Linked DNA regions of Mus musculus: regions 1 and 2 are each linked to region 3. A link is a loop called in an ENCODE intact Hi-C map of the cell type or tissue named here. Cell type or tissue: left cerebral cortex. All regions are shown on one strand.

Region 1 (8,000 bases), 53 kb before region 3:
GCGCAGCTTTAGACAACAACGCAAGGCAGATTAACCCCTGCCATCTTCTAGTCAGTCCCTGAACTCCGCTCTAGGTCATCTGAAGCTGAGGCCAGTAGCTGCCACAGGACACACAGGTCCAAGGGCACACCCACAATTTCCCTGCAACTGCCTCCTAGACGCAAAAGCCGGGGCAGGGGATAGTGAGTTTGATAGCCACAGCTACTGTCTTACTCTTCTGGTATACTTTGTTCTCATCAGGGATTGGAGCAAAGCACTAGGGACTTCTTCTGAACCAAACCTCATCCTAGGGCATCTAGGTGTAAGAATTCATGTGCCTAGGTAGAGACCATGCTAGATCACTAGCCTGTAAGTTTAGGAAAGGGTAGGGGTTGGGGCTCTGCCCTGGAGTACCCGAGAACCAGGGAATTCTCTCCCTCTGCCTGACCTTTGGGAGTCTGAATCAAGAGTTCTTTGGTGACCAGATGCAGCCTAAGATTGGAACTGGTCATTTGTTCTCTTGGGTATAATCACGCTGTCTATGCCTCCTCCCATATTTCTACCCCTCAGGGCTGTGTGTGTTCCACGGTTCCCACAGTCTAGCTTAGTGATGCATTAAAGTGGTCGAATTCTGAAGCATCATATTCTTACATTTCTGATCTGCTCTTCTCTGTGGCCCTAGAGGGCTGGCAAGCAGGGGATTGAATGTCTGTGCCACAGTTCTGATCCTATACCCATCTGGTTGGAGGCAAACAGAGAGGGTGCGGTCCACCCCCCATGCCTGGGACTGCAGCGCTGTTTGGGGCCCAGACTTCTGAGCAGAGCCAAGAGTCTTCAATCCACCCCCACCCCCACCCCCACCCTAGGAAAGTACAGACTGGAGCCGTACCCGTACAAAGCTGGCAGGGAACCACCCCTCGCCATCTGCCACTCGGCCCCACCACCATTCCCTGTTGGTGGCATCCATCACTTCGATGACATCCCCAGCTTTGAAGCCCAGCTCCTGGTCATCCATGGTGACATGGTCCCACAGGGCTTCAGCACACACCACACTGCCATCACTGATGAGCTGTAGAGAGAGAGTGTCAAGGCCAGTAGGTCAGTGAGGCAGGGCTACCCTACTCTACTCCATACCCAGCAGCCCTAGAAGGGATCCTGGCCTGCTTTACAGAGAAATGAATGAAGTTTCCCTCCAGGCCAGCAGCTCTTCTGGACGCAGGGCTATGCCTAAGGCATGCCTAGACTGTTGAAGCTCAATGAGAGAACACAAAATGGGACTGACTGTCATGGCCCCTTCTCTGTTCAGCCACACCTTCAGCTTGGTTGAGTTTATGGCTTCAGCTTCAACGTCCTACCCTGAGATGTTAGGCTAGGACTGGGACATGGCAATTGGCAGCTACTACCTGCTCTCCTAGGCAGCCATTTAAAGGGGGAGGAGGATGGAGTCGCTCCCTCTGCAGGATCTTGTGGACTTGCATGGCTTGTGAGGTCATCCAGTTAACAGTGCTGCATTGCCAATGACAGTGCCCACCACGGCAGCTGGGTCATATTTGTATGCTTCTTTAACCCCTTGCAGAAGTAGTCATATGACACCATCGCTCCGTACTACAGCCCAGGCACCAGCTGAGGAGTGGTCCTTCTCAGACTGAGACGTGGAGGGCTGTTTTGATCTTTCTATCTGCCTTCCTTTCCTTCCCAGGCAGGAGATTAAATATCTGCTACCGGACAGCTCTATGTCCTGGGCTCTTTCTGCTCAGAGGGCTGGTGAGGCTCCTCTCTCCACTGTGTCGCCTGCCCCTGGCCCCTTCCAGGTGGCCTTCATGGTTGGAACTCTGCCCCCCAGCCATTGGCTCCCCGCTTTCTGTTCTGAAGGCTGTTTCTTTCTGCTTTAAGAATAAATGACTCTGGTGCCTAAGGCAGGAGATAGTGTGTGGGATGCATGTGGCCTCCTTCCTGGCCAACCTAACAAAGAAGAACTAGACTGTACATCCCCAAGACAAACAAACAAACACACACACACACACACACACACACACACACACACACACACACACATACACACACGCCCCAGCCAATCCTACCGCTAAGCTGCTCTATATCCTTGTTTGTTCCCCTTTTGGCCTCTCTGGGTGCTTCCATATCGAATCAGCCCAGGAAGGGGTATTTCCCAGGAAAATGTGTAGCATCTCTACCCCAGTGCCAGATTCAGTGTTAGAGGTCTCTCTGCCCAGCGCCACACAGGGATCCCGGCACAGAGCTCTGAGCGTTCCTGGGGACAGCAGACTTCCAACCTCTGGGGAATCATTGCCTCTGTAACAATGACTTTCTGCAGATGACTCTGGCTGCCACACATGTGGGAGAAGACAGGAGGACTCAGCAAGGCCACAGGAGGAGCCAGTCTGCTGCAGGCCAGGAGCCAGCGCACCCTCTGCAGTAGACTGTCGTGCGAAGCCTTGAAGGATGTAGAGAAAGAAGTGGAAGCCAGTGAGAAAGAACAGGGGAATGTACCTGACCAGGGCTCTGGAACTTCGGCTACAGATTTCAGGAAGCAACCTAGATACTCAACATGGCCCAGCTTCCTGCTTTGTATGAATTGAGTGAGGTACCTCTGTCCCTGGTTTCCCTCGCACAAGCACTGAGAAGAAGGGAGGGAGGAAGAGAGGCGGGCTGGCAGGCAGAGCCTCTCCTTCCTCTCCTTCTCCAGTGCTTATAGACATGTATGGATCCTGTTCTGCTGCTGGGAAAGCCACTGGGGGACAGAGGTAGAGACCAGGGTGAGCGGCAATAGAGACAAGTCTCACCGTGTTCCTGCCCAGTGGTGTAGAAGCCTGTAGGCCTGGGAAGGAGGTGTTGATCTTCATTGTTGTTTCCAAGCACAGAAAGCACCCGACAGGCACACTGCTGTGTCTGGCAAATCCTCCGGACTCCCCTGTCTGTCTCCCATCGGGACCCCAGTAAACGGAATCTCCCCTTCATGAGCATCACAAATGGAAGGCTCTACCAAGCTCTCGCTCCAAAACAAACCATTTCCATGCCATTGCTAAACCAAACTGTGGCTCCAAGAGAAACATTTTATAGGGTATCGGAGGTGAACCCCAGCTGCAGCTAAGTTCATTTCTCTGCAGAGCCACCCTCCCTGTGGGTCCCACCAGGTGCACCTGCTCCTTAACCTGGCATTGCAGCAGCTGCCAAAGATAGGGTTCCAGTTGGTGCCTGCCTGGCTCCTTGCCTCAAAGGTGGAAGGCTATCTGGAGGCAGGTGGGGTTTGTTCCACTGCCTAGGTTAATTCAGGACTAAGATAAGCCAAGAGCAAGGGCAGAATTCCTTCCTGTGCCTTGAGGTTCCGACTCGTTCTAAGGGTAGGGTAGAGCCTCCAGGCCATGCCTCAAGCTGAGCCCTGTGGACCATCACAGCCTTTAGCATATCACCCTACTACCCTCCTACGTCCTGTATGCCTCTCTCATGTGGAGTGGTGGCACCTTCCCACCAAGCTGTCCCTGAGCACCGGAAGTGGTGGGAGGGTGTGTTCAGAGTGGCTGCTGCAAGTCAGGCAGCAGAAGCTCTGCCCTAGGAGACTGACTGGCACTTTTTAAGGCCTAAAATAACAAAAATCTCGGTATCACGTGCAGAGGAGCCCAGATACCCTCTACGGGCCTCTTGCTGCACCCACACAATACATGCCCTGCCCTCCCATGCACACCCTTTCCAGACAGCCTCCGCCAGCAGGTCAGAGCTCCTCTGCATCTTAAGAGAGACCCGCCATGTTGTCCCACCCCCCTCCTTCCCAGCCTCTAGGGCAGATGAAAGGTCTTTTGGGCACGTGTGCCACCACGCCCCTCTGCTACCCTCAGGATGGCATCCCCGGGGGTGGAGGGGAATCCCCAGACCGGCCTTGAAAAAGAGCACATGGGGATAATGAGAGTCGTCGTCTCCCCATCCCCCACGTTCGTGCGGTGACAGCAGCTGGAAGGTGCCACTCACCCTGCGCGGTTCCCCCGCGGTGCCGGGCGCGCGCAGCTCAGCGGAAGGCCAGTAGGAATATCAGCACGGCGTTGATGAGGACCAGCAACGCCAGCACAGCGGAGACCACCACGCGCTGGGCGCCCGGGGGCAAGTTGCAGCGCAGCAGGGCGCGCAGGGCACCACCAGGCGTTGCGGGGCCACGCCGGGGCTGCGGAGGCCTGGCCATCACGCCCGGCCAACCTCCGGGCTCCTATCGCCGGGAGATCCCAGCTCAAGGCTGGAGCCGGAGGCGCCGGAAAGGAGGCGGAGCTGCCTGCGCTCACCCTCCTAGCTCCTCCCTCACAGCTCGCTGAGTGTGCTGCAACCCAGGCTTTAGGGGAAGCAGGGTGAAGGTGCTGCAGAGGGGGTGGGTGGGAGGGGACTTGTTAAAGTCGCCTTGCTGCTAATTGCTGCAGCTCTGGGTGCTGTGTGATCTGCCCAGGGTGCTTCCCTGGAAGGGGGTCAAAGACTAATGTCCCGCACAATGTTTCTTCCTGGCTTTGGCCTGACCAGATACACAGATGACCATGGAAATCCTGGAGGGGGTGGGTGTACCCTGGGACTTAGACTCAGGAAGTCCCTGAGTCTAATAATGTGTGGCAAGATTGCTATGTGCAAGGGTAGCCCAGTTGTTTTGTCACACAGTCCAGACTGGCTTAAAATTCACTTCTCTTATATAGATGACCTTGAACTTCTCATCTTCCTACCTCTGGCTCCTCAGAGCTAGGATTGCGTGTATGTGCTGCCCATGCTAGGTTTATATGGCTCTGGGGCTCTAAGGCTATCATCTAGCATTCACAGATGAGTAAGTGTGCCTCTGAAACATCAGACAATTAGTTGTTACACATTCACCCAGCAAAACAGTGCTGAGAAGACTTAGTAAACACACAACTCACACACAGTTCTCAAAAACGTTCCAGAAACATACAGGATTCACAAGGCTCCTCCCCAGGGTCATATAAGGAATAACAACTGCCGAGGATAAGAGACTCTCTGACCACTGGGCTGCCAAAAGTCCTGTAGAGAGCTTCAGGAATGAATCCAGGGAGTCATCACACATGCTGGGCCTTTAGGTCATGCACCTGCTTTTGAGCCAATTATGCTCACTGATAACTATGCTAGACTAGGGTTTCTTTGTTTTGTTCTCGGTATCCCATCTGAGGTGAGTATATGTTTGCTTGCCTCAGATCCAGGGTATGCCAGACCCAGATAGGCCCAGACCCAGCTGTGGGCATGAGCTTCACCTCATGATTGAAACAGACTCATCTGGAGCATGAAATAGGACAAAAGGCCCTTGCATTTGAGCCAGGTTAAGAATACCACCCTGCCCAGGGACTCCTACCTTTTTGAACCCCAAGAGCTCAGGGTATGACTGGGACAACTCTGTGGGTTACATAAATCCAAAAAAAAAAAAAAAAAAAAAAAAGGCTTGAGTTTAAAGGCTCAGCCCCCCCCCCCCCAGAAGTGGCCCCTAGGCTGGAGTATCAAGGTGGCAAGACTAACAAGAGAGAGCTGAAGGGAGACATGGATGTTTGAGGTGGGTGAGGCTGGGCCCCAAGTTCTATAGTTTAGGGTAATACTAGAAATGAAGAAGAACTGCTTTACAAGTGTGGCCACCATCTGGCTTTGCAGTCTGGGCTCCTAGGGCATCAGTGGTCTGAGGGTCTTACAGATGTTCCTTTCCTGTCTCGGCGAACAATCAAGGCAGTTGGTTTATCCAACAAGGGTGAGCACAAGACAATGAGGCACCAACAGATATTGTGCTCCTCCTTCAGGCTGGGAAGCATGAGAACCAGGCCAGGTCTAGTATGTCTATCATCACAGGAGTCCTGTGGGACAACAAAGACACTTGGAGCCAGAGAACAGCTGACTCTATAGTGGGCTGGTCTTGGGTCCTTTGGGACCCTCACACGTGCCACAAAGTGCCAGGGGGAGAGGTGCGGAGCACCTTTGGGAGACCCAGTGTCTGCTACAAGTTCGAATCCCACTGCTTTGCAGATCTTATAATTGGCAGCCCTCTTGTCTGCACTTTAAGTTTGGAGGATGATTTCTGTGGCTTTCCTCTAGTGTCTGTCTGCTTCTAGTTTGGGCATTGAGCGGCATGACCTAGAAGCTGTGTGTACTCTTCATCCACCTCAGAGCAGATCCCATCAGCTGTGTGTGCATGTAACAAAGGGAACCATGGCATTCCAATGGTCTCATCTGTGTGGGCATCAGCTGGAGCCAGAAGGAATTCTTAGCCATGGCCTGGCCCAGAGGATACAGGCAGCCATGCACAGGTAGTAAGGTGTTTGCACCTTAGGTCTCCCCTCTACCTCTCCCTAGATTGCACACACCAATAGAACTGAAGCATGGGGAGATGAGGCCACGCTGGGTGATGGTAGAAAGGGAGGGAGATCTAAAGATCCACAGACAAACATCGCCTACTTTTGCCAGTCAGGGAAAAATCCTCCCACTGAGGATGGACTCGGGCCAGGTAACAGGCATTACAGCCAATGCTAGCATGGCTGGGCAGGGTAGGAAGCACAGGCATGCCCAGGCCTAAGCCATGGGCATCTGGAGAAGGCTCTACACAGGACAGTGCTGTAGGAGAGAGCCACTTGCAGGGACCAAGGACAATTAACTGCTTCATTTGCTGAGTCATCCTGCAGCAGTTGGGCAGTCCCAAGGCGCCAGGAACAAGTATGTGAGAGGGATACAGAAAGAACAAGACCCTGTGCCACACCTCCTCATGCTCCTTGGGGTACCCAGAAAGACAGGCATCACACACCCAACCCACTCTTGCATAGTTAGCTCTCTGCAGGAAGGACTCTGCCTTCCACACATCTGCATGCTGGGGCAGGCACACTGGCTGACATACATCAAGTGCACAGACCATGTGCGACACATCTATTCAACATATGACAAACCTATACTATACCCGTAAGTACACATATGTGTGAGTATGGGCAGCAGTCGTTCCTCAGGTACCCACAATGCAAACTGCCTCTCTGGTCCACATTATCCATCACTCTCTTGGCTAGAGGGTTCCGATTCCCCTCCGCTAAAATCCTGAGAAATCCGAGGGCTGAGGACAAGGTCCAGTAGTTATGAATACTTACTGTTCTAGCTAAGAACCCAAGTTAGGTTACTAGCATCCACTTTCAGTGCCTTATAACCACCTCGAGCTGCCATCCCAGGAGCTCCGATGTCCTCATCGGGTCTTTGCAGCACCTGCACTCTCGTGTATGTACCCTCACACAAACACAAACGCATCATTAGAATGCTTCTTAAAAGTCTTAAAGAAATTGACAAGTCCTTTTTTCCCCCTAGTGGTGGCCTGAATGTGAAAGGTTTACAGCCTAGAGAAAAACACAGTGAGTGTGTGATGGCTTGATAGGCCAAACATCATTGAGGATGCTGAACTTTCCTCTGTCGTCTCCTGCTCCAATAATATTTAGGGATAACGTTTGTTCATGTGAATCCCCAGCAAAGCTTTCTGCTGAGCCAGTACAGGCCACAGACAATGCCCAATGGGTGGGAAGAGGCTACTAGAGGAAGGCAAAGGAGTTAGCCTATCATCAGCAATCAACTATGTCTTTAATGAACTTCTGGCAATAGTCTACTTGATGCCTTTTGCAGGCCAGAAAGCACTCAATCTCTCTTGACTCTCCAGTTAAAGTCAGAGCCCAGAGAAGTCACCCATATCCCCAGACCCACAATTAGATGGGCTGTCTAGCCTGAGGTTTGTCCCTGGAAGTTGGGGGCCTTGCTTCATGTCTGGCCCTGCCCTTTCTCCTGTCCCATTTAGAGAGTCTCTTCTTGCCTTTTTTTCTATGTTAAGATCTAGAGGTACTGGTGGCTCCACTGAGGTGAGCTCTGTGGAGAATAGGCATGGGTGAGTGGTGGCTCCACTGAGGTGAGCTCTGGAGAATAGGCATGGGTGAGTGGTGGCTCCACTGAGGTGAGCTCTGTGGAGAATAGACATGGGTGAGTGGTGGCTCCACTGAGGTGAGCTCTGTGGAGAATGGACATGGGTG
Region 2 (8,000 bases), 100 kb before region 3:
ATCTGTTTAACATTGACTCTTCCGGCCCTTTAACCTGCTGGAGAAATAGCTACCTTGGGTTGAATATTTGTCAAGTCCCCTCTCCAAAAACGCTTGTATATTATTTCAGTCAATTTTCCAAAATTTCATCAAGTTGATGGTATATTTTCATTTTATAGTTAAAACATAATAATAATAATAATAATCATAATAAAAAGGCTTGGAAATCTCAAGTAAGTTACCCAAGGTGACCAACTGAACGAGGATTTGAACCCAGGTCTTTTGGGTCCAAAGTCTATACTTAGAAACATTAGCCTTTATTAAGTTTTAAAATATATGACCACGCTTCCTGACTTTCAGTTCCTATAATACAGTCACTAAAATTCCCCCCTTCCTATTTGAAAGCAAAGAGAATTATCAGAAAATAAAGACAGATTTCATCTAGGTTGGCCTTTTTGGTTTTGGCTTTGTTTCACCAACTTGACACAAGCTTAGAGCTACATGGGAAAAGGAACTTCCATTGAGAAAGTCTCCATCCATTTGTTCACAGGCAAGCCTGGAGGGCATTTTCTTGATTAATAACTGATGTGGGAAGGCCCAGGCCACTGTGGGCATGGCTACCCCTGAGCCTGGGCTGCATAAGAAATATCAATCTAATTGCATCTTTCCTCTCTCGGCTCGCACTGTCCAGTTTTGGGTCAGTTGCTGACACTAATCAAATCATTCTTTAATTTGTCTGCCATCCACTAATGCAGAAGAAAAGGCTGGAGAAAAAGACAGAAAGAAGTTGCATATGAATGTCAGCTAAAAGCAAGGTCAAGCTCTCGGGGAGTCAAGGAGAACCCACCCCTCTCCCGCCCCTTCACGCTGTCGCTAGCTAGTGGTACAGGAGCAAATTTCTGTGCAGCTACTCTGACAGGAGACAGAACAAAGCTGCCAAAGGTATGTGCTGCTTGTATAGGGTGTGCTTAAAAACAAAAACAAAACACAAAAAAAAAACCAAAAAAACAAGCAAACCTGCTCAGATTTCTCACACACACACACACACACACACACACACACACACGTTAAGACAGCTCATAAAACCATCTCTCGCATACAAACAAAACACTCCAAGTGTTCTTTTCAGCTCTGATCCAGCTCTCTTGCCTCCTGGCTCCTGAGCCCTGCAGGCCTCAGGGAAACTCTGCTGGTTTTTCTTTACCCATCTCAACAGCACAACCGCTTACTGTTTCAAACAGCTTTATGCTGGAAAGTTCCTGACAAGTTTGAAGCCATATTAAGCATTACCTATACACAGCAGCAGCAGCAGCAGGATGCCACCACCGCCCATATGATACAGAACCTACAGATATGACTCATTACTGACCAGATCGAATGCAAAAGCACAGGAAGGGAAGATATGAGCATTACAGTCTAGCTACTCTATATTTTAAGGGTACAGGACACATTTGTAATCCGTGTCATAGAAAGCAATCTGCACACACACACACCCTTTCAAGGTATGCAGTTCTGATTTAACCCTTCGGTCCAGGCGACACAGAGAGGCACGAAGGACTCAGCATCCTTAAGATGAGACTGCCATAGAGCAGTTCGGGCAATAAGGAGAGGTGACAGACACCATAGACCTCAGGGACTGTGTCTGGCATGGTAAACTGCCTTTGGCTGCAGCTGACTTACAAGAGGGCGATCAAAGGTGCGAATCTGCCTCCCTCTCGGATCACTGACTCTCTGCATAAACTATCACTTAAAGGTTCAGGTTCCAGCTAGAAAGATAGGAGATAGAAAGGGGCTGGGGCAGACAGACAGACAGACATAATGAGAGAGAGAAACTGGTTTCATAAATTCAGTTTTTATTATCAGGAGATTGACTTACAAAAAGAAAAAGTGCTTACACCCTTAATTTACTGAACAGCTACTGTGTGTCTGACAGGAAAACACCATAACCCAGTTTTGGTTCCTGCCCTGAGGAAGATAGGTGGGAGATCTCTCACACAGAGAACAAACACCACAGACACCAGATAAACCCAGGCAAGTACCTGCTGAGCTAGAGGGTCTCTTCCCAAGCTACCTGTCAAAGCAGCCTAAGAAAGGAGGGCTTTCTTCACTCCAAAAGGCAAGCCCACAGCACAGGCTGGTGGATTCCAGCCATGTTTGGTCAATACTCCAGCTAACACTCCCTGCCCTAAGTAAGTAGGCAATAAATCCCAGTCGCCACCCTACCACTTCCTGCAAAGTGGGACAAGTCACTTCCTGCATGGGTCGCTTCAACCTATCCTAGTCAAATGAGATGCACGAGGGGGGTGGGAGGTTGGAGGAATTAGTCACTGTGTTCTGAACGAGCCACGTAGTCTCGCTAGAATCTGTGAGCTTCCCACCTTTCTAAAACACTGGCAATCACTCCACTCCTTTATGAAGACTCTCTGTAAGCCACTCTGCACCTGAGAGTTGGACACAACAAATTCTGCTTACCCCAAATAAAAACCCCTGACCTCCCAAAGTCTCAATCTAACTATTGTTATTGCATAACAATAAAATGTAACCAAAAGGAGTCAGGGCTTGTACAATCAAACACGGAAAACTAAAGGCACTATAATACAGACCATGAAAGTGCAGAGGAGCAGGAGGCCCAGCGGAGCAGGGCAACCCCAGGAAGAAGAAAGCCCTGGGGTCTCAGTAAAGCAGTAGCGGTACTTTGTGAAGTCACAGGAGCTATCAGAAAGGCCAAACTGCTCCCATCCTCAGAAGAGCCCCCACCACCTTATCCAGACATAGGTGGAGAAGGGGAGGGAGGGTAAGGGCTAAGCAGCTCTACGGGAAGATACCATTTAGGACAGGGGGCACCTGGGAAGGGATGCGTAGGACTGGGGAGGATACATCAAGAAGTGGGCATTTGGGCCGGGCGGTGGTGGTGCACGCCTTTAATCCCAGCACTTGGGAGGCAGAGGCAGGCGGATTTCTGAGTTTGAGGCCAGCCTGGTCTACAAAGTGAGTTCCAGGACAGCCAAGGCTATACAGAGAAACCCTGTCTCAAAAAAAAAAAAAAAAAAAAAAAAAATGGGCTTTTGGTGAACCCGGAAAAGACCCTGAGGAAAGGGCAGGGGTACAAGACAGACCTGGTCACTGGGTCAGGAGAAGAAAAGATTATGGTGGGGAACACTGAAGAATCCCTGCAGAGACCCAGGGGGAAATGGAGGGGAGCTAGGCTAGACAGGACCCTAAGGAAGACTATGAAGGGCTGGGAGGATAGATCAGGAAGTGGGGAAGAGACAGACTTGGAGGAGGGAGTACAACCAGAATGTGGGACACTAGCGACAGGGGAGGAGTCAGGAGCTGGAGGGGAATACAATCAGGATGGGGACGCTAAGTAAGGAGGAACGTAGTAGCTGGGGGGCCGATGGGGGGAGGATACAATCAGGATGGGGACACTGGGAAGGGGTAGGAGGTGGGAAAGGAAGAGAACAGTCAGGGTAGGGACACTGAAGAGACAGGAGGGGAGGGGGGGATACAATTAAGATTGAGGACATGGGGGAGTGGGGAGGAGGCAGGGAGAGGCTGGAGTAATATAATGAGGATGGATACTGGGGAAAAGGCAGGAGCTAGTGTGAGGTGGAGTGTATCATCAGAACAGCAGACGTTAGGGACGAGGGAGGGGTGTGGGTCAGAATGGAGACACTCTGGAAAAGGAAGAGGGCAAGAGCTGGGGGGGGGGGGGGAGGCGAGGAACATTAGAGAAGGGGGAAGGAACAGGGGCTGGGGGGGGTGGTGTCACCGAGGAAGTGGGCGCGGCCAGCAAGGTTAGAGCTCCCCAGAGCCAGGCTTTGAGAGGGGGTATTGGCGAAGCGGGTTACCCCCGGAGGGGCGTGAGCGGGGCCGAATGGGGTACCTCCGACCGGGGAGGTCCGGGGAAGGGGTCGCACGCGGGCGCAGGGGGGCTCCGCGGGCACAGTCACCTGCGAATGTTCAGGCCGCCAAGACAGGGATCAGGCTGAGAGCGCAAGGTCGCCGGCTTCTCCTGCTTCTCCGCTGGACGCGCGAGTCCTGGTCCTGCGTCACCGCCTCGAGCCATGCGCATGCGCGCAAGGCAGGTGCCACCCGGGTGCAGGGCCGAAGCCAAGGCGTTGCTCTCAACCTGGGCTGTTATCTGCTCAAAGGTGGTTCTAAGTTTCTTGATCTTGGCCTCTAAACACAGAGCTTCGTAGAGAAAAGCGTGACAGCGGGAATGGGGGCAAGCCAAGGGCAAACTGAACCTGGGACCTCTCAGAGCCAGAAATGAAGACCTGCAGGCTTAAAAACCAGGAAGATGGAGATGTCAAAACTGAAACAGCAATCAAGGAACAAAACTGGAAGTCTTAGCAATAACTCACATAGAAATGTTATAGCTTAGAATATAAAATATAAGGATAAAAAAATAAATGAGGAAGGAGCCGGGGGGTGTTAGTAGGACTGTAATCTCAGTACTGGGGAGGCTTAGTCAGGAGGATAATAACTTTGAGGGCAGCTTGGGCTACATAACATGGCAGTACACAGCTGTAATCTCAGCATTTGAAAGATGTGGTAAGAAGATATAAAGGAAGGCCAAGATTATCTTTAGCTAGGTAGTGAGCTCAAGGTCAGTCTAAGGAAAAAAAAATACTCTTTTAATTATAGTGCCTTGTGTATCCCAGGTTTTTTCTAGGTTCTTGGTGTCTCAAACAATGACTTGCACAACACAGAATAAAGGTTGTCAAAGGGTACATTTATTTACAAAGAAAATGCATGGAATACACTCCCCAGAATGGGAACGGCCTGAGCAAGCATAAGACTCAAGACCCCCATGACCTTTTGGAGCGTTGTGAGTTTAAGTAGAGTGAGGAGCAGATTCCCTGCGTAGAAATTAGGTAGACCCTTTGCCCTGATTGACAGATGGGCTGTTAGGTAGCCTTGAGTTGGTGGGTCATACATCCTATAGCTTTATGCATGTGCCACACACACACACACACACACACACACACAAACACACACCGTGTTTACACCTGAAACAGTAAATAAATTTGTTACTATTTCACTTCAAGGAAAAACGTACCCTCATAACACGTATACTCAAAGCTGGTTTTAAATACACTTGTGTATCTGCTGTATCTGCCCTCCTACCAGGAAATGCCTAATCTCAAATTACCTACAGGAGAGATGGGTGTTGCCCTGTGGGAAGGAGACCGAAGGTACCCTCAGGTCATCGGACAGCCCTATGATCATTTACATTGATGGAGCTATAGCTGTTGTACTGATTAGTTTTTGTCAGCTTGACACAAACTAGGATCATCTGGGAAGGGAACCTCAAATGAGAAAAAAATCTCCATCAGATAAGTCTGGGGACTTTCTCTAAAGTGATTGGCATTGGGGGGCGGTGCCTATCTCAGTACAGGCAATGCAATCCTTTAGCAGGAGGTCATGGATTATATAAGAAAGCAGACCAGTAAGCAGGGTCCCTCCACGGTCTCTGCTTGAGTTCCTGCCTTGCCTTCCCTCGATGTCAGACTGTGATCAAGATTTATAAACTAAATAAGTCCTTCCTTCCCTAAGTTGCTTTGAGTCATGATAATTTCACAGCAATAGAAAATGCAGATTTTTTTCCTACTTTACTGCACTTATTGAATTTTCCTTTCATTTTAAATTACTTGTCTGTCTGTCTGTGTGGGAGTATGTATACACGGTGCAGGTTCCCATGGAGGCCAGAGATGTCCTTAAGAGCAGCCAGTACTCTTAACTGCTAGCTATCTCTCCAGATACCAAAATTTTCTTTAATGAATATATACAGAAGTGATACATATACATACATACATACATACATACATACATACCTTAAATAATAGGAAAAAGAGTTGTATTTGAATACAGTTTGAGTTAAATATGTTTTCCAGGAACTAGTGAAGAGGCTTAGTAAGTTTTCTAATTTAGTGAAATTGGCTTTGTGTTCTAACTCCTTGTCAAGAAGGAAGAAGAGGATTAAAACATGTTCTCAACAGGCCCACTATGTGTGAGTGAGCACACGCCCTCAGCAGGCCCACTGTGTGTGAGTGAGCACACGCCCTCAGCAGGCCCACTGTGTGTGAGTGAGCACACGCCCTCAGCAGGCCCACTGTGTGTGAGTGAGCATCCACTCTAGACCCTGTGTGTCTGTGCTGAAACTTTAGTTTCTGGTCTAAGCCCAACAGGAGGGGCCACTCGAGGATGTCATGATTGCATGATTTTATTCTCCACAGTACAATTTGTAGGATAGTACATTTAGTTTTATAAGAAACAGCTAGACTTTTTTCTGAAGGGATTATGATACTTTTTGTGCTTCCAGGAAAAAAAAAATGAGATTTTTGTTTTGCTGCAAAGAAAGCCTTCACAAACATTATCTTTCTCCTAATTCCCCCAACCTGCTCAGGTCCCACTCTATCCCAGCCTCACCACAGGTAGTTGGTGCTATTTGCTTTTGAATGATTTGTAAATTACACAATATTTTTACACTATATGTATTTCTCCTTTTTTACACAGTGTCCTTCAGCACAATCCTATGTCCCCATGTTGATCTATGGGAAGGCTCCTTGTTTCTTTGCTTTGCTTTCTTCTCTGTTTTAATTAGAATTTTTACCATATAGATGAACCAGGGTTCATTGAACTATCCCCTAGTAATGGGTACTTGGGTTGTTTGTGCTGGCAGGATGACACTGACAGGCTAGGGAGAGATTCATCTTGGCAGAAGGTGGCAGATCTGGGAAGTGGATAACATTTAAGAATACTGTCTCCCTGGAGGCATTCTATAGAGCTACTTTGATGTGGAGGCAGGGTTGTGTGCAGGCAGTCAGGTAGTGTCTCATGTCATGGTGCTCTGGCTGTTAGGTCTTATTAGGTAGAACACCTGTTCGGGGAATCGATCTCAGTGTGGTGGTGGAAATGTCCCTCAGGTATTTAAACACTCGGTTCCTTGGTGACACTGAGTCAGTTATGGAGTATTCAGGAGATTTAGCTTGGCTGGAGGAACTCTTGTCACTGGGGGCTGGCTCTTAGCTTCCTGCTCTGGCCACCAGATGCCACACATACCCTGCTGCCAGGGCCCACATTACAGACTCTAGCCTTCTGGAACTGTAAGCCAAAGTAAGTTCTTCCACAAGCTGCTTATAGGTGTGTTTTATCACAGGAACAAAAAGTCATGGATAACTCACTTTACTTTCCTACTGCTGTGAGAAAATAAGGTAGCAAAGCCAGGCACACTGGTGCATGCCGTTAAACACTTGAGAAGCAGACACAGGCAGATTTCTGTTAGTCTGGGGCCAGCCTGGTGTACAGAGGGAGTTCCAGGCTAGATTGGGCTACATAGTAAAACCCTGGCTCAAAACAAACAAATAAACAAATTCTAACTAAAACAATTTCAGGGAGAATGGGTTGGCGTGGCTCACAGTTCCAGGTTATAGCCCATCATGGCAGGGCTATCAAAGCACAAGCACTTGAAGGAATTGGTCACATTGTACCCACAATTAAGAATCAAAGATGGAAGAATGTATGCTGGTGTTAAGTTCCCTTTATTCGCCGGGCAGTGGTGGTACACGCCTTTAATCTCAGCACTTGGGAGGCAGAGGCAGGTGGATTTCTGAGTTCGAGGCCAGCCTGGTCTACAGAGTGAGTTCTAGTATAGCCAGGGCTACACAGATAAATCCTGTCTCGAAAAACAAACAAACAAAAAGTTCCCTTTATTAATTTTATACAGTGCAGGGGTCATGACACAAGGCAAGGTTCCAACCACCATTAAGATGGGTTTACCCATCAATTAACACACCCAAGATAATCTCCTATGGAGGAGGGATTTCTTGGTGCCTCTAGAGTCTGTTAGGCTGACAATTCATACCACCACAGGGTCGCATCTAGATGACTAGAGGGGCAGCTCATCACTTGGTGAAGGAATACAGTTTACAGCGTGATTTACTTACCTTTTTCTTAGATTTGGCTTTGTAAAGACTTCATGAGTTATAAGGGGTCAAATGACCCAGTTGCCTAAA
Region 3 (8,000 bases):
TCTGCTTACCCAATTCTGTCTTATTGGTACACAAATTCTGGCATAGAAAGAAAAGGGAAGGGGGCTCTGGGCGTTCAAGTCATGGGGTCATCAAAAAAAGAGTCTGGGCTGGGTTTGCAGTTCTAGAGGACAGAGGAAGTATACCTTCCTACTCCAAAATACAAGGTATGCTTTGGGGTAAAGCCAAGAGAAAGGGCTGTTTGTCGGATTGATTAAAGTCTCTCTGAGGATATTATCTTGCTGCTCAAAAAGGTTCTATTTAAGCTCAAAAGGAGGAGAAACAGTTTCGGGGAGGGGGAGTCATCGAGGGACAAGAGCCATCATAGTGGAAATTGAACGGTGCAGCTGAAGACAACAGTTGGGGTATCAGACTTTTCTGAATTTGAATGCCATCTGTCAAGAGAGAGAGAGAGAGAGAGAGAGAGAGAGAGAGAGAGAGAGAGAGAGAGAGAGAGAGAGAGAGAACTGATAGGAGTTTTGGAATACTAAAAACAAAGGTCTGTAAGTATTTCCTTCCCTTTTCCAAACCTACTATCGAAGGAGATTCATGTGCCTCAAGGGGCCCCGATGGCTCTGCTGGAGCAACTTTTATTGTACCCCTCCTCAACACAGTCCTTGCTCCATCCTGGGGGTGGGTGGGGGTGGGTGAGTGTGTGTGTGTGTGGAGGGAGGGAGTTGCTGCCCGCACGGTCCCCTCGCTCCTGTCTGTCAGTCTTTGATGCACACTTCAGTCTCATCCCTGCACCTGGGTGAGGCCAGCGGCATTCTCAGGCAGAGCATTGCAGAACAAGGAATAACGGGGCGCACTCCCTCCTTGATTTCCCAACAGCAACGGTCTTCCTTCACAGCACTCACTGCTGAGCGCTTCAACACCAACACCGAAATAAAAAGAAACTAACCCAACAATTAGCCAAGGATAGATGGATGATCACCACCCATTAAGTCGCTCCTGACTTTCTCACTCCAAACTCTTCCTCACTGTCCGTACCCAGAATTCTGTTCTTCATGTACACCGGGAGCACTAGGGGGCACACAGTACAGGGAGACCAAAGAGAATCCCATCTGGAGAAAAAAAAAACTTCACTCATGTTGCAGAGCACCCAGGTTGGGCTCCTCCGTCTGAGGCTCAGACCCACACACTCCCCAGCCTGGAGTTGGGGTGAGGGGGGCTGCCCACACAGAAAGGGGACAAGAGGCTGCAGACAGTCAAGAAGGGGTCAAGAGGAACCAACTTCCAGTCTCACTTTAAGCACCCCATTGGGTAGCTGCAGCAGGGATGTTGCAAACAAGTAGCACCCTGGTAATTAGCTGGTCTCAGAAGGGACAGGTAGGTGGTCGGGTAGCTCTAGGAAAAAGGCGGCAGAAGGGCAAGCGGGGGTGGGGGGAGAAGGGGGTCAGGAGATGGGAGGGGAAGCTGCGAAGGGCGAGAGGAGGCTGCGGTGAGGCCAGGGGGTGCGGGAGAGCAGGTGGTGCCCTTACCCGCCGAGGCCGAGCGCAGGCTCTCCAGGCTCCGGGAGCGCGACGGGGCGCCGCGCATGCCCGCAGCGCGGCCACTGCACACCACGCCGCTGCTGTCCGAGTCGGAACCCGGGGACACCCCAGTGCTGCTGCTGCTGCTTGTGCCCAGATCGCCGCTGGTAGGGCCACTGGACTCGCTGGGGCAGCGCGGCGCCCCGGGGCAAGCGGCTCCGAGCTCCAGCCACAGGCCGGCGGGGTCGCCAGCAGCATCCCCGCCGCACTGCCGTAGCTTCGGGTCCCCCGACATCGCGGTGCTCCTCTGAGCAGGCTCGCCGCGGGGCCCCCGGTGCGGGCGCGGGACCCCGTCTGGACACTGCCGGGCGGCCACCCGGCAGGGCGCAGAGCGCGTGGGCCCCGCTGCGGGTCGCCGGCCGGGCGGCGCGCTCTCGCCCGCGCGCACGCAGACCTGGGGCGCGGACGCGGGCCCCGGGCCGCCCTGAGTCCTCACCGCGGCCGCTGCCTTCGGCGCGCGGGCATCAGGGAGAAGAATGCGCCCTGCTGTGGAGCGGGCGAGCGAGCGCGAGGGACGCTCGCTCCTCAAGGGCTAAGAGAGCGCCCCCCCCCCGCCAAGTGCAATCAAAGGGTCCCCGCAGGTAACACCTAGGACGCCCCCCAGCCCCGCAGCCACCCACGCTGGCCTGGGGGCGCGCTCGCCTGGGTGCGCCCTCGTGCACAGGTGAGCGGTGACCGCGGCCCTCTTGACCTCAGTGGTGCCACGAACGAACGGACCCTTTAAAACATAGTGTCACGGGAAAAATGGTTTGACCACAAGGAATCAAAGTTCAGTGACAAACAAAAAACGGGGACGCTGGCAGGTGACAAGGAGCCAAGAGTTACTTGTCCTTTCTGAGAAGGATGTCAGTTGCTTTTTCCCAGACACTCTAGGGCCTTGTTCTTGGAATATACCTGGGGGATGGCGATAAGGAATTACAAAATCAGAGGCAAGATGATGGGGGCATCGGCCTCACCTGGAGCTTGAGAGGTGTGAGGGGAAGTCTTGATAGAAAGAAGCTGACCCTCTCTTCCTTTTCTCTCCTCCCACTTCCTCCTAGCAACAGCACTCTGTGTCCTTGTAATTCTGCTCAAGACTGCTACAGACATTTCAGATGAGAACGACACTGGGCAAGGCAGAAGAGCATGCTCTTGTCCTTGCATCCGGAGAGCTTATTTCTTGAGGCCACCTCCATCCCTAATTGGCATGTGTACTTGGCTCTGCATCACCAGGAACCCTGTATGTTCACAGATCCCAGCCCCTGTGCCCTAAACACTCAGCTGACAGCCTCCAGGGTGTTAAGTTAATTGCAGTTCCGAACAATAACTGGTGTCGGATTTCACTTGATGGACCTCGGAGGGTGTCTTAGCCACGCCCCTAGTCTATTTTACTCATTTTAGGGCTGTGGGGGAGAGTTCATACACTTCCTGGTCCCTTTATATTCAGCTCCCATACTCGAGAGCCTGTCTTCATTCTTTCCTGACCTCGAGAAGAGCAGTTGTCTCCTTTGCCTGCTTCCCGGATTCAGTCTGTCTGCAGGGAGGATCGGTTACCATCTGTAGTTCTCCTAGGCTGTCCTCTGAAGGGTTCTCTGCTGCCAGCGTGAGTCACTCTCCCTCCATGTTGCCTCCATGTGTGCACAAGACTTGCAGATCTACCTCCTGAGTGACAGTTGAGTTGGTTGTTTCTCTGTTGCTCTACCATGTCTGGAAGGCAGCTTCCAGAGAGCTTCTAGCTTCCCACGGAGTTGCCAGAGGGTGCTTGAGAATATAGATCACATCAGGTCGGTCTCCTGCACCACTTTTCCCAAGGGTTCTTTTTACACCCTAGATGACCCCTAAAACCTACACGTTCCGGCTGGACTGGTTTCTGTGCCACCCCCCTCCAACCCCATCCTCGCCATTCCTGTCCTGACTCTGCTCCAGCCTCAGTGGCTACCTTACTCATCTTGCCTCTGGGTTTCTGCACATTCTGGCCCTGGCTTGCTCTGCTCTCTGCAGTCTATGGAATTGGTTCCTCAGCCTTCACATATGGTGCATATCCTTCCTCAGGAAGATGATATTTATTTCGTTCCAGAACTTGCTTCCACTAGTTGGCCATTCTGTGTTTATTCCTTTTCTGAGCTGAGGCTATGCCACCTTACCCCATAGCATTCCTAGACTGTGCACGGCTTTGTCCACAGGCTCCATGTTCCATGAATGGCTGTGGAGGGATGAATGGCATCTGGAGCTGGGCAAATGCCCAGCTAGGTAGAAGGAGACCTCTGCTCTTTTGGGCCAAGACTTTGAGGAGACGGAAGTGTACTCGGGAGCTTATGGTGCCAGGGTTGCAAGTCAGGTAACAGCAAGGGAGCTCCATTGGCCGTCGAGAAGAATGTGCACAAGGCAGATGTTGGAGGGAATATTCCGTGGGGGGTTTCTTAAGTCATGTGATCAATGGCACAGATTAATTCTGAAGCTCCTTGGCTGACTTTCTTGTCTGGATGACCCATCAGTTGATGAGAGGTGAGTATGGAGCTGTATCTGGAGCTACTGGTCCATGCGTGTGCAATGGTGTTTGTTTTTATGAAACTGCACCAGTGTGTGCAGGTAGTGTACAGATACTTACAACGTAACATCTTGACTGATGGACCCCTTTTGTAATATGTGACGATGACCTTTGTCTCTTCTGGCTACTTTTGGTTTGGTTCCTGCTATGTCAGATATAAATTCAGATACCCCCGCTCGTTTTCTGTGTTATTGCTACTAGCCAAGAAGTTAATGGTGGGGAAGAAAGAGCAAATGGCAGTTTCACCTACATAGGGCCAGGAGATGGCACAGTCAAGAACGAGCTTTCCGTGCAAACCGGAGGATCTGAGTTCAATCCCTAGCACATACACAAAGCTGGGTGTCATGGCATGTGTTTGAAGTGTCAGAACTAGGTAAGTAGGCATTGACAAGTACTTCCCTGGTGCTTATTGGCCAGCCAGACTTAAGTGGTGACTTCCAGATTTCAGTGAGGGACCCAGGCTCTAAACACAAGGTGGCCAGTAGACTAGAAATGATATTTGAGGTTGACTTCCACATATACGGGTTCTTGTATCCACATCCACATGCATAAGCGTGCACACACACGGACACACACTCACACACACACACACACACACACACACACACACACACACACACACACACAAAGATTTTGGAGAGACAACTGTGAGAAAGAGTAGTTTTTCTCTCCAGATAATCCACTCTCCTGGATGACTCTGCCGCATGAACTCTTACCTGCTTACAAACTCAAAGCTTCATAATCTGCAGTTATTTCAAACCATTGTTTGAATTCATCAGCAGATACATTCACGCAGAATAAAAAAAAAATTAAGCTTCTGTGATGTGGGTTCCTATCTTGAGCACACACCAAAATAATAATTGTCCAGAAATATCTCAGCACTGGATGCTCTTCCAGAGGACCCCTGATTGGATTCTCAGCATCCACGTGGCATCTCACAACTGTCTTTAACTCCCGTCTCAGGGGATCCAACACCCTCTTCTGGCCCCCAACAGCACCAGGCATATACATTGCGCTCAGACATACATGCAGGCAAATAAGCCATACCCATAAACATAAACAACATAATTAAAAATAACAATCATAATGAGGATGACGCCAATGGTGATGCTACACTCTCCGTTGGGTGAGAATCTTGATATATACCCCGTTCCTCTCTATGGCGTACGTTGGTCACTAAGGAGTGGTCATTCCAGTGACTTCGTCTCTCTGTTAATGTGGGAGACTCTTGGGACTCAGTAGTAGCTCAGGTTAACTTTCTTTTCTTGCCTTGGCTATCATTGCTCCAACTCTGGCTTTTCTGCCTTCCTAAGCAGATACCATTTAACCCCTTTATCTCTTCCCTTCTCAGTTCTAGGATAGCTGCTTCCTTACCTTACCTTTGCCCCTGGTCTTACCTATGTGAATGGTGCTTGTTTGAGGTTCCCTGCCCTCGTGGAACTCACAATCCCTGGCCTGCTCTCTAACGTTTATACTACTACTTTCCAGTGCCTCCTGGAGCTTGCAGGTTTCCTTCTATTCATGGTTTTTCAATTTTCAAATTCATTTGCTCTTCTGACAGACAGGTTTGTTTCCTCAGTTGCTTAGGGCTCACCAAGTGGGCTACGCTGGCTGGCCAGTGAACCCCACTGTCTCTTCTTCCCACTGTTAGGATGATGACCAAGTGTGTGTAACCACATCTGGCTGTTTACTTGGGATCTAGGGTTCGAGTTCAGGTCTTCGCGCTTATGTTCCGAGTACTGACTGATCTAGCTACATAGCTGCCTTCCATGGTTTTCTAAGCAATTCCATAACTTATCTTGGGGATCATAAGAGAAAATGGCTTTTCCTCGAACACCATTATTTTATCATGTAGCACATACTCTCTCGTAGTTCTGCTTTTTGTGAGGTTGTGTTCATAGCCTCCACGTCACAATGTAGTCTTGGCAGGCCCATTTGCTGACAGAAAGCCCGATGCTTGCCAGGGACTAGCACCCAGCACACATACCCTGGATTTTGAGCTCAAGACCCAGTCCTGTTCTACACCTGCCTCTTCAGCCATCCACCAGCAAACGCTACTTCTAGGATTCACTGCCCATCACCCTCAATGGCCTTGACTAATGACCTGGGTGCCCCCTCCACAACCATGGCAAAAGGAAATGTTTTGTTTTCTCAAGTGATTTTGTGTGTTTGTTTTAAACTCTGTCTCAGGCTCTGCCCTAGTCGGGCTGTCTTACAAACCTGCCTCCCTGGCAGCCAGCTGAATGCTTTCGATCTATCACACACAACGCACACCTGCTTAGGACTACTGAATCTGTCCATCTGCCAAGAGTCTGGCAGCATCTCTCAGCACCCAGCCCCTGTCCCAGATACGGTTAAGGAAGAGATTGGCCCTGGCTCATTTGGAGCCCTCTGCCCTTCTGGCATGCTTCAGCTCCCTTGTAGGTGAGTGTGTGCTGAGATGCTCCTTACTGTAATTCTGGGAAATGAACCAAGAGACTGCTGATGTAAACCTCGAGGAAGGCAGGCACCCATGGCTAGGGCTGAGACAGCGGGGTACCTGAGTGCTTTCTCTACAAATGTTTACTGCAGACTACTCATCAGCCATGCGGCATGGAATTCCCTTCCTCTGAGACCTGTAAGAAGGGACCCTCACTCTGCCACACAGGCATGAGCTCTTGCCGTAGCCCCCGCCATGCTGACCTTTCCTGAAGTTAATAACTCTTCTGATAAATATCTTACTCAAAAGAACAATTTGTCTGTGTTCTTCTTGAAGCCAGACCCGAGACCTTTCATAGCCTGGCCAGAGGACTCAGTCATCATAGCAGCATCTGCCCAGTGCTGCCCCTGCCCCTTCTTTGGGTACCAGGTGGTCCTTAATAGTTGAAGGAATGAGACCACTGTCAAAGTCTCTCACCTTTGGACTGCTTCTCCCTGACAAGCAGGCGTAGCTTTCACCAGACTCACCCCTGTCCTTAACAGCACACCCAGAAATATGGCAAGAGAAAGGCACAGAGCTCACCAGTGTCAGACGTGGGCTCTGGCCAGCCTGTGTGGTCCAGTCCCATTGGGGCACTCTGGGAGAGCAGATGGCTTCTTCTAGGAAGATGCGGAGACTCTGGAGAGGTGATGGTTGTCTTCCTCCAGCACTGGGGTAGGAGGCAAGAGGCAGAAGGCAAATGAAGAGACAGACCACGGGCTATTGGTACCAATTTCTAGCTTATCCAGTTGCCCAGATTCGTGAGCAAAGTCTACAACCAAAACAGACACTATTCTAAGAAGGACTGTTTATACTGAAATCTATGAGGGAGGTGAATCCTGGAGTCTGCAGTGTGTGAGAACAGATCTGCATCTCTGGTGGGACAGGTTGCTTTCATTTATGTGGAGTAAGAACTGTAGAGGCATGGCAGAAACCACCCCTACGAGCCAGTCCTTCAGACAGCCTTGTATTTCCTCTGAAAGAAAACCTGATCATTTTACTGAACACATATTCTTTGGGGGATCTAAAATGCAATTCATGGGACTGGGGAGATGGCTCGCCTGCAGATCTGGTCTGACCTAAGGAACACCCAGTCATGGCCAGAAAAAAAAAAAAAGTGGTTTGAACTTAACTGGATCAGTTACCAGAACAAGACCAGAGTCCCCTAGGATAATGCTTGTGGCATTGACTGCCAACCGCCTTGAAGACAAATCTCTGGACGTATCAACGAAGGATTGTCTAGATGGGGGTCATGGAGTTGGGAAGGATCACCCTAACCTACAAGGCACTACCCTGTAGGCAGTGCCATCCTCTGGTTTGGGGCCCATTCTGAATCAGGAGGAAGCAAGCTAAACATGTATCTCTCTCTCGACTTCTTCTCGGTGAGCATAATATGACCTTAAACTCCTGTTACCGTCTGCCACCCTCCATGCACTTCCCCTCAGACGCTGAGCCGAAACAGATTCTTCTCTCTTAAGTTGCTTT

What was found. Hi-C counts contacts between places; a loop is a spot of excess contacts. Peaks named below come from ENCODE experiments on the same cell type or tissue, not always from the same donor. Only the 100,000 strongest peaks of a DNase experiment are listed, where the experiment ranks them.
Region 1: a loop joins it to region 3, with 4 times the contacts of the local background. A loop is called at or near these places in 5 of 42 quality-filtered maps.
Region 2: it touches region 3 in a loop (2.2-fold over the local background); 4 of 42 quality-filtered maps call a loop at or near these places.

What each region holds. Positions count from the first base shown.
Region 1 is chr1:34,797,962-34,805,961 of GRCm38, reverse strand. Arhgef4 (Rho guanine nucleotide exchange factor (GEF) 4) reads right to left here. Exons shown (of 14, transcript NM_001368773.1): 6 at 869-1,048; 7 at 1-6. Among named protein-coding and RNA genes, the nearest start is that of Gm32790, 9.4 kb to the right of the region's middle. In left cerebral cortex, a CTCF peak has its summit at 7,296 (motif pointing left); DNase peaks (open chromatin) are centred at 3,498, 3,937, 4,224, 6,493 and 6 more places; H3K4me3 peaks cover 2,512 bases; H3K27ac peaks cover 3,029 bases.
Region 2 is chr1:34,845,996-34,853,995 of GRCm38, reverse strand. It overlaps Plekhb2 (pleckstrin homology domain containing, family B (evectins) member 2), which reads right to left and starts at 4,037. Exons shown (of 8, transcript NM_145516.2): 1 at 3,933-4,037. In left cerebral cortex, no CTCF peak of the experiment used is centred here; DNase peaks (open chromatin) are centred at 2,270, 3,339, 3,572, 4,056 and 1 more place; H3K4me3 peaks cover 3,211 bases; H3K27ac peaks cover 1,234 bases.
Region 3 is chr1:34,744,503-34,752,502 of GRCm38, reverse strand. It overlaps Arhgef4 (Rho guanine nucleotide exchange factor (GEF) 4), which reads right to left. Exons shown (of 14, transcript NM_001368773.1): 4 at 7,059-7,185. Gm32790 (a long non-coding RNA gene) reads left to right here. Exons shown (of 4, transcript XR_865335.3): 4 at 1-4,231. Among named protein-coding and RNA genes, the nearest start is that of Gm32790, 44 kb to the left of the region's middle. In left cerebral cortex, no CTCF peak of the experiment used is centred here; DNase peaks (open chromatin) are centred at 1,915, 2,409, 2,567, 3,104 and 2 more places; H3K4me3 peaks cover 1,849 bases; H3K27ac peaks cover 1,260 bases.